Regions from separate parts of the Mus musculus genome. Here region 1 is linked to region 2. A link is a loop called in an ENCODE intact Hi-C map of the cell type or tissue named here. Cell type or tissue: heart. All regions are shown on one strand.

Evidence for each region. A loop is a pair of places that touch in the nucleus more often than their neighbours do. Peaks named below come from ENCODE experiments on the same cell type or tissue, not always from the same donor. Only the 100,000 strongest peaks of a DNase experiment are listed, where the experiment ranks them.
Region 1: a loop joins it to region 2, with 1.8 times the contacts of the local background. A loop is called at or near these places in 2 of 42 quality-filtered maps.

Annotation. Positions count from the first base shown.
Region 1 is chr1:119,595,221-119,600,220 of GRCm38, reverse strand. Epb41l5 (erythrocyte membrane protein band 4.1 like 5) reads left to right here. Exons shown (of 25, transcript NM_145506.4): 15 at 1-23; 16 at 1,101-1,216. Among named protein-coding and RNA genes, the nearest start is that of Epb41l5, 51 kb to the left of the region's middle. In heart, no CTCF peak of the experiment used is centred here; no DNase peak of the experiment used is centred here.
Region 2 is chr1:119,646,614-119,651,613 of GRCm38, reverse strand. Epb41l5 (erythrocyte membrane protein band 4.1 like 5) reads left to right here and starts at 2,614. Exons shown (of 25, transcript NM_145506.4): 1 at 2,614-2,829. In heart, no CTCF peak of the experiment used is centred here; DNase peaks (open chromatin) are centred at 2,613 and 3,183; H3K4me3 peaks cover 1,878 bases; H3K27ac peaks cover 1,962 bases.

The sequences.
Region 1 (5,000 bases), 51 kb after region 2:
CTCAGAAAAGTGACTCCCAACAGGTAAGATAGCAGTAAGTTTCTAAAGTCCTAGAGCACATAGATAATTACAGTGACTGACATGGTATTAGTTGGATTTTTGTAATGTGTGATCTTTTACAAGTTTTGTACATTTTCTTACCCCTATCACATCTCCTATTTTACTAAGACAATGCAAGTAGAACAGATGATTCATAAAACATTTTCTATTCCTATAAATCTGGCACATCAGTAAGTGTGAATGTTCATTTATTATCTAAAATTAGTGTGTAAAATTTAAATTCAAACATTTGACTGCCAGGCTGAGTATCTGCCTCCGTGCCTGGGGTACCCGGAGTGCTGGTAGGCAAAACACAGTCTGTAATGAGGTTTCTCAGTCCCTGTTTTCCTGGGTGGAAACATCAGGGTCTGGGATGATTGCTGTGGTTCCCATTTTCCTGCATACCTAGATGCCACTGGCTTAGTGCTGGGAGTTGGAAAAGGGCTTCCCAGTCAGAGCTGCCCTTTGGGGTGTCCACACAGCAGGCGGAAGGGGAAGGCACAGCCCAGAGAGGGAGTAAGAGTGAGTGCTGAGAGTATGGAGGGACTGGAAGAGAGGCCTCCTCCAGGAGATTTAGCTGCTCTTTATGAGGAAGGCCTTCCCTCCTTGGGCGTCCTGAGGAGAGAGGGTCCTTGCTTGTTGAAACTGCTTCATTTGTTGGCGAATGTGAATGCATACACCTTATTCAGGGTGACCCAGGGATTAAATACCTTTTAGGGGAATAAATGCCTAGGAAGAGGAAGTTCCTTGGCTGAACACTTGGGGACCTATTATTAGCATGGAGAACTCCAAGTTTTATGCTGGGAGAGGTGAGGGTGAAAGCTTAGAATCCCTCCAGACAAAGTCAGAGAAGGAGAAAACCTGCTGACAAGGGAGTCTCCCATTTTGTGCTGAGCTCAGAGACTGTCCAGTCATGGTAGACTTTGATCTTAATTAGCAGAGTTTTCCCACATTTGACCGCATTTATTTACTATATAGATGGCACTCCATTTTAATATCCTGTTTCTTGATGTTAGTGTCTATTTGTTAGTATTTGACTTTCCTTATTCTTCTGTCCAAAGGCTTGGGGTGTGATGTCTCCTGTGCCTGTCACTTCTTCCTCATCCTGTGGCGCTGTGCAGGTGGAGATAGAGAATCTCCCACAGACCTCTGCGACAGAGCAGCACGACAGGAAATGGTTTGTTAACTTCCTAAACCAAAATATTGCTTGCGTAATTGTATTCTAAAACTTAAGCTGTAATCTTAAAGTACTTTAAGTATGATTGAAAACAAAGTATTCATATTTGTGAGCTGAAAAGGAGCCTACTGAGTAGTCGGAGGGGTGGTGAGCCTAAGATTCTGCAGGGACGAGGGAGGACCGTTGTCTACAGGCAAACATAACCCAGCTGGCTTTAGTAAAGTCTGGGAGTGACTAATTTTTCTTATAAAAATTCCAGTTTGGGGAGCTGGAGAAATAATCCAGTGAAAGTAAAGGTATTTATATAAATGGTGAACACACAAATATGGATATTTTGTGGCTTATTTGCTATAATCAGTTGGGTTCATGCTTTCCTAGAGAGCAGTGTGGCTTGGTGAGGGGTACTTTAGAAATGACTTGGGCTGCGTGGTCGTGTTGGGTATCGTCTGTTACTCAGTGCACTTGGATGATCCATGAGAGTCTTCTCTTTTTCTCTTGCTCTTAGCTTGTTAATATCTGAAATCTAATGAGATTCGGTGGCCATCTCAAGGGTTGGGTCGGCTTTTTGTGCAGCCAGTTCTTCCTGCATGGTGGTGGGTCAGCAGTGGTTGGTGATTGTTTCCAGTCTGTCCTATGTACTCTTTCACTGGGATTGGCTTAACTAACTATAGGATACTCTGCTTGCGATCGTTGGGTATATTTTATTTCAGTTCCAGGTAATTTTGCAGTTACAATCAAAGAGGATTTCTCTCCTTGTTTGATCCTTTTTAAACTTTCCTTTCCTTTTTGTCCTTGTGGGAATCTGTCTGATACAGGGTACTTTAGGTGTATTCACATACACATACCAAAGGTGAGGTCTACAAATGTCAAGTTATAGTATTTATTTAAGACTTTTTAAAAGTTTCAATTTTGCCGGGCAGTGGTGGTGCACGCCTTTAATCCCAGGACTTGGGAGGCAGAGACAAGCGGATTTCTGAGTTCAAGGCCAGCGTGGTCTACAGAGTGAGTTCCAGGACAGCCAGGGCTACACAGAGAAACCCTGCCTCGAAAAACTAAAAAAAAAAATAAGTTTCAATTTCATGCTGAAGATAACAGCCCTGGCAAGCAGTTATGTTCCATAATGTGCCACTGAAGCCCATTATCACACAAAAATACTGATGAGTCTTCAACTGTAAAAGAACTGTCTTAATGTATGCATATCTTAATTGCAAGTGAGAATCTGATTAGTTAACATCCTGTGTTATGCTGTCTTTATTTAATTCCATTTTAATGAGTACATATTTAAATCTGTTTAATTTGATTTGCTAGGCACTACCAATTTCTTTGATGTAGACTTTAAAGAGAATATTGAATTTGAGATTCAAGAAAAATGAAATATCTTGGAGCTGTGTGTCCTCTCCTTTTATAATGGTTCTACTGAGACCTCCTTTGCTGAAATGGAGTAGAGATGGCCCTAAAAACTGATGAGCCTCAGAGTACGTTAGCAGAGCATGGAACTGAACCACAGCTGACATGTCTTAGAGCTACTGATTCTTACCCTTAATGTAGCGTGCATTCTACCTCTTTCTTTGTTTCTGCATGCTTAGATTTCAAAGAATATAAAACAGTCCTCCTGTAGAAAGTGGGAATAAAATTTGGAAACTGATTACTGCATTGAGAAGCACAGAGTACGGAACATCTCTCTGGCAGATAATTTGGAGCCAATTTAATTGAGCCTCATTTCCTGTTACAGTCTTCAGCTTTTTTTTCCTGGCATCCTAAATGAAACTGCTCACTAGGTGAATGATGTGATGTGTTAGTAACTTAGAATCTATACTTCACATCACTTGGAATCCACAGTGTTTATTTACAACAAGAAGCCAGCAGACAGTGGTGTGTGCTTGAGAGGCTGAGGCCTGGAACTTGAGTCCAGCCTGAGCAACCTAATCTCCAAACAAAATAAAGCCTGTAATCCCAGGGCGTGGGAAGAATCATGCACTTGGGTGGATTGTGATTCCAGGCCCAACCCTATCAAAAGACAAAAAGAAATAGAACTGAGAAAATCTTGTATCTGTAAACCAGATCATATGCCTAATTTAATTTCTAAATTGTTAGAGACTCTAAATCAAGGGTTATGAATTTGGCTTGTATTTGGAATGATGGTTTTCCCTTTGTGATTATGTAACATGTGCTGCCCTTGTGTTACTTTATAAGTTTGGCTTTTGAGCTAGGGCAGGTGTTTTCTTTCTACTGGAGGACTCTTGTCACTCTGTTCAAACCTGCATGTTGCATGTGGATGCATGTCTGCTGTCTACTTCTCCTGTGCTTGTGATTCTTTTGTTTGTATGTGTGCCTGTTGCACTTCAGTTTGTGCTCCTATGAGTTTTGATTGCAGAAAGTACAGTGATTTTTGTTAATTTAGTCTAAGCCACCCTGAACAAGCCCAGTCTCCTGTGATTGTTGTTTGATTTGGAGCACTGATAGAAACTTGTTTGATGTCTGAGGGCAGTTTTTTTAATGCTCCTGGATTCTGTTTCCTGGATTATAACTTTTTACAATTGTGTAATTTTAGAGATCATTTTTAAATTCTTCTTTTTCCATAAGTTTTTGTTCTTCAGTAGAATATTTTCAAATATTTGAATAAAGCTCTACTTAGACCCCCCCCCCCCCACACACACACACACACACTAAATCAACCAACATTTGTACCTTGGAGTTCCCCAGAAACATCATGAGTAGGTATCAGTGTTTTGCCTTCTGTGACTTTATTTCATTAATTCACTTAATTCATACTGCTTTCATGTGTTCCCATTCCATGTACTTCATGTGACTATGGATTTCCTCCTCTGCTGTTCTTGAATGTTATCATCTCAGTGGTGCATGCTGATCACATCGCCTCTCTCCTTTACACATCGTGTTCTTTATTCCTATTGACTAACTGTACTCCCCACTCCTCAACCATCTAGGCTCTCTGCTACCAGTGACCGCTGCCAACGTGGTGGAAACCAGTGGAACCCAAGGGCCTTGCCCCCACCCCAGACTGCATATAGAAACTACACTGACTTTGTACATGAGCATAATGTGAAGAATGCAGGAGCCCATCATGACGCTCAGTTATCTGGCCGTGCAGCCATGACCGAGATATGAGTTGTTACACCTTTTAGGCCGTGGAACTCTTGTCATCTAGGTCAATAATGTATTTTGTGGCATTTATATAGAGGACTGATTTCATTAGGTGTATTGGAAAGAATTTGTTTCCTACTGAGTCACTAGTTACACAATGCTATGATTGACTTCTGTCTGCTGTGGAAGGGAAGAGGATCTGAAGAAGCCGTGAGCTGTCACTCACATGGCAGATGTTGCTGTGTTGAAAGGGTGTGCATAGCACTGTGTCCTCGGGAAGGGTTTTCAATGTTAGCATTTAACACATCACTCAAAACATCTCTCAGGGGATTCATGTTTATGACAAACTGTCAGTTGTCATCCACATGCCATCTAAGTAAGACTGAGTTTTAAAGGTTAAGACATAAAATGTACACCCAAAAGGAACCATATTCAGTCATGGTGCCTCAGCCTTTTGTGGTGCTATAGTAATACTCTTCTCATATGCTACTCTCTAAAGTGGCCCATGCCTTCATTTCAGCTAAGAGCCTGCGGTTTAATAAAAATTATTATAATATTTTTTTCTTAACAAACATTTTATTACCACAGCTGTAGAAAATGCAATAACAGCATGGTTCATGTAGAGAGATATGTCTGAAAGGTTTCTTTGGGTGGTTAACTTAGAGTTAACGTGAATGGTTAC
Region 2 (5,000 bases):
AATAACTGTTTTAGGTGCATACATGATAATGGATCCATTATAGCAAAGGGAGGTACAATGACATAATGACCTGTGCATGTGGTCCCAGCTACTTTAAAATTTCAGTAGGAGAATCATTTTTGGCCAGGAGTTCAGGGCCAGGCTAAGCAACACAGAGATATCCTGTGTCAAAAGTAAGAAGAGAGGGGCTAGAGAGATGTCTATGCAGTAAAGAGCACTGGCTGCTCTTCCACCAGTCCTGAGTTCAATTCACAGCACACACATGGTGATTCACAGCCATCTGTAATAGGTTCTGATGCCCTCCTCTGGTGTGTCTGAAGACAGCACTCATATTTAAACTGCATAAATCTTTTATAGGAAGCCCTATCACACCAATGATGACCTCTGTTCAAGTTCTTATATTTTCTTCCTAGGAAAATGTATATTTGTGTATACATAAACATGCTTGTGGGATTGTATGATGCAGCCTGTAACTTGATGTTTCATTGTAAGATAGTTCCATAGTAGCATATTCACATCTATCGTATTGTTTAAAAAGTTCTTTGGGTGTTGAGGTGCATGAATGACCATGTATATATATACACAGCACTCATGTAGAGATCAGTTCTCTCCACCTTGTGAGTCCTGGGGATGAAGCTGGGGTTATCATGCTTGCTTCTAAGTGTCTTTACCTCTAGAGCCATCTCACCAGCCCAACTCATTCTTAATTATGCCATCACGTGGATGTTGCATAATTTCATTTTATAACAATTACTATATTGTATGTGTGTGCATCTACTAGGTGAGCTAGATCCCCTCGCCTACCCTGCCTTTTTGAAACTACTCTTGCTTTAAAAATCTGTACCAGGCAGCAGAAATGATGCTGGTTTCCTGGTATGGTGATTTGAGTTTTTAATCTCTCCACCACAAGGCTGTATGGATAGAGCTGTGTGTAGTACTCAGCTGTTGCTCCTTTGGCCCCAGCTGAGGTGCCACACTGGTAACTGACAATAATCTAGCAACGCCATGGGGACAGAAGGAGCAGTTGGTACAGGCACGGACAGTGCCAAATCCCCGGAAACTGTATTCTGGTTTCAGTGAGCTGCAGCCTCCCTTTATACACGCTAATTTTCAGGCAAGATCCCATAAAACCCTTGTTCCAGACCTTCTGCTCTTCTTGCTCTTAGTGTCACTAGGGCCCTTGCGTAGCTCCACACAGTCCTTTGCCCTTGCTCTTTATGTCCTTCCCGGATGTCTACTGGGCTCTTTCCTCACCTACTTTAAGTCTGAAGTCATTGTCACTGCCCTAAGAGCCTTCCTCCCTGCTTATATTGCAACCCTTCATTCCCAGACCCCACACCCACTGCTATTTTCTAGGTGTTTACTAACCGCCAGTCAGACATGTTTTGAACCAAGGACTTTATGCACTCTACCAACTGAGCTATACCCTACAGCATTTTCTTTTTCCTTCTGAGATGGTGTTAGGTAGACTGGCCTCCAATTCCTGGGCTTAAGTGATCTTTCTGCCTCAAAGGCTATAGGCACAAGGAGGACAGGTACACTCTCCCATACAGGCTAAACCATGAAATAACTTGTTTAATTATGACAGAACCTCTCAATGTGGCCAGTGCTGGCCCTGAACTCACTACTCAGCCCCCAAGGGGCTTTTACTGCTGGGATTGCCTTGAGGGACTCCTGTCTTTCTTCTTTATCTGCCTTATCTCCAGGGTCTACAGAGCTGTAGGCATTTTGATAAACTATCTGAAGAATGAATGAATGGAATGTCGCCCTGCCACTTAGGGCCTCCATTCTGTGACCACAGTGCCTGGAGCATCAGTCTGTTATTTCCCTTTCCCAGCAGCGTTCTCTCCAGGGCTCTCATCACCACTTGACACATAGTTGTTCTCTTTCTCCATTACAGACTAAAGGTTGCTTTAATCTCTAGGATTTGGGGGGAGGGAGCAAGGAAACATTTAAATAAATGCTGGATCAATTAATAAACAACTGTGTAAGAGAAAACATACTAGACTACATTAAAAATAGGAAAATACTCATTTTTGCTGTGCCAGGGATTGGATCCTGGGCCTGGTATGTGCTAGTCTAACACCCTACCACTGAACTGTATCTTAAACCCAACGTTTCATTTTCAAATCATATTACCAGGAAGGTGAAAAATTCAAAACATAAACCAAGCGCCATGGAGATGCTCAGTGTGGGTAAAAGTGCTTCATTCCAAATGTGAAGGCCAGAGTCTGGTCCCCTGTGCCCACATGATACTCCTGCAAGTTGTTCTCAGACAGGGACTGTGGCATATCTTTCCCTGACCCATACATATACGCACAGAAAAAAATAATCTTTTTTAAAAGACAGGATTTCACTAGGTAGTCCTGGCTGACCTGTAACTAAGTAGCTGTGGCTGGACTCGAACTCACAGAAATCCACCTGCCTCTGCCTCTGCCTCTGCCTCTGCCTCTGCCTCTGCCTCTGCCTCTGGAGTATTGGGATTAAAGGTGAACTGCCTTTCTGTATTTCTATAGTCCCATCTGGTGTTGCCAGCTTAAATTCAGGTCTCAGGAGGCCGATTTCCGGGGCGGTGCCATTGCCCCTTTAAGAGCGGAGCGTCCCGCCCTTCGGGGGGCGGACCTTGGATGGGGCTTTAAGGGGCGTGCCCTCGGGCGGCCGGGGTCCTCCGGGGATTAGCGCAGGGTGGGCTCGCGCCTTGCGCCGCCATTTCTCGGTGTCTCTGGAGACCCGTCCTCTCCTCTAGCCGGCTGGGCATCTCTCTCCGAGGGTCGCGCGTCCCAGTCGCAGTGGTCTCCGTCGCTTCACGGTGTTCACCCCCGAGTACAGGTAAGAGTTTGGCCTCGGGTGTCCAGTTGGCCCTGCTCACTGAGCCGAGGCTCTCGACCGTGCCGGGTGGGCGGCCCGGCTCCCCGGGCGACGCCGCGGGCTGGGAGGGGAGTGGCGGCGACGGCCAATGGGGCTGGGCGCTGAGTTTCGGGCGATACCGCGCGGTGGCCGCTGAGGGCCGGGCGCGTCGCCGGGGTCTCGCGCGTTGTTGGGGGGAAACTCTGGTCACCCCTGACCTCCCCGTAGCTGTGGGATTAGGGGAAGGTCGCCTCGAGTGTCACTTCGCCGGGATTGTGGGCAGACATCGGTGAGACAGGACGTGCCAGCTAGCTCCCGGTCGAGTGAAACTTGGGAAGCGTACGAGGCAGGTGCGTTCCCGGGAACCGCCAAGGCCGAGGGCGCTCCCCGCCCCCACGCGTGGCGCGCGTCCGGTAATGATGGGTTCTCCTGTGGGTAGAAGATAATTGTGTCCATCTCTGGTTACTGTAGTCTCCCGGGTTCTGCTTTAAGAGCGAGAAGGCTCCAGGCTCCGAAGTTGTTTAGCAATAGTTCAAAATTACTAGTAATGGTTTTTTTTTTTTCCCTTAAGAATTGGAGATAAGCCCACCAAGAAATTATGAATGTAATTCACAACTCCGCTCACCCCAGATGCACTGAGCTGAGGCACTGAGCACTGCTAACTGCAGTGGGTAACTTGTATGTGTCTAAATGAACACTTTGGGATCATTATTTTCTTTTTCTTCCCAACCCCCACTTCGTTCTTCTTCTAATTCTTTTTCTCTCTTTCTTCCTTTCCTTTCCTTCTTTTCTTTTCTTTTCTTTTCTTTCGATACTGGGAACCAAACCCGGGTTCTGGAACGCTAGGCTGAACTAAATCTAAATGCTCACACCTGTTTTTTTCTTTTCTTGTTGTTGTTGTTCTTGTTAGGATAACTTGTTTGGGCAGCGATGTGCGCAATGTTCCTGTGTTTAGTTTCTTAGTTACAGTTTCTTTTGCGGGAGTAACTGGGATGAAAGATACTGATAACTTTAGGACATTTTCTATAGTTTTCAATATTACTGTTTTTTTTTTTTTTTAAAAAATCACTAGCTTGGCTGTAGATACCCTATGGTGTAAAGCATGGATACCCAGGGTTCAATCCCCAGCACTGCAACAGGAAGAGCCAAAAGGGAGGCGCAGTTGACACTTGCAATTGGCAAGTCAGTATGTATGAACTTGGAGTGGTGGAAAAGTGGCTCTTGGCTAAATAGGAAATGTATCACTTCAGTTTGCATTTCTGTGATTGAAAAGAAAACTTACTCGTTGAAAACTCAGAAATTAAAGTTATTAGAAGACTTGTAACTCCAAACCCCATATTTCCAGTTGCTTTTAGAGACCCTGTCTCCCCATGCAGCCCAAGCTAGCTTGGAATTTGAGATAGATAGATAGATAGATAGACCCTGTCTCCCCATGCAGCCCAAGCTAGCTTGGAACTTGAGATAAATATATATACATATATATATATATAGAGAGAGGGGGGGGAGAGAGAGAGGAGAGAGAGAGGGAGAGAGAGAGAGAATATGAGAGAGAGAGAGCACGCTCTCTCTCTCTCCCTCTCCTAGATTAGCTTGGAACCAATTCTGCTTCTGCCTTCCAGGGGCTGGAGCTGTTTTGTGAGTCTCTTTTATTATCGTCTTTTAGAATTTGTGCATAGATATCTATATACATATAGATACCTAGATCTCTCTATATAGATATCTAGATATCGATCTCTATATATATTCCATTTTCTAATGTATCATTTTGCTCTATCACATTAGTTTTCTTATTGATCGTCTAATATGTAATATGTATCATAGCAACTTTGCCATGATAGCTGTTTGGTCAGTAAACAAGTCAGACTTGGTTCCTGTCTGTGGGAGTGGAAGGGATGATAGTCAGTAAAAAGGAAGAAAGAAGTCAATTAAATATTTAATTACAGTTTCTTTTCATGTTATAAAGAAAAGTCTGCCTGCTAACAGGGCCATCTAATCCGGCCACAGAATCTGAGAGTACTTTTCTGAGGAAATAAAATTTCATGTGTAAATATAGCGCTCTCTTAGAAAAAAGAATGGGAGATGGAGTGCACAGAGATTTTCTTAGGAAGATCGACCATTGATAAGAAAGTTCTGGAATTAGACATTTGAGCTGA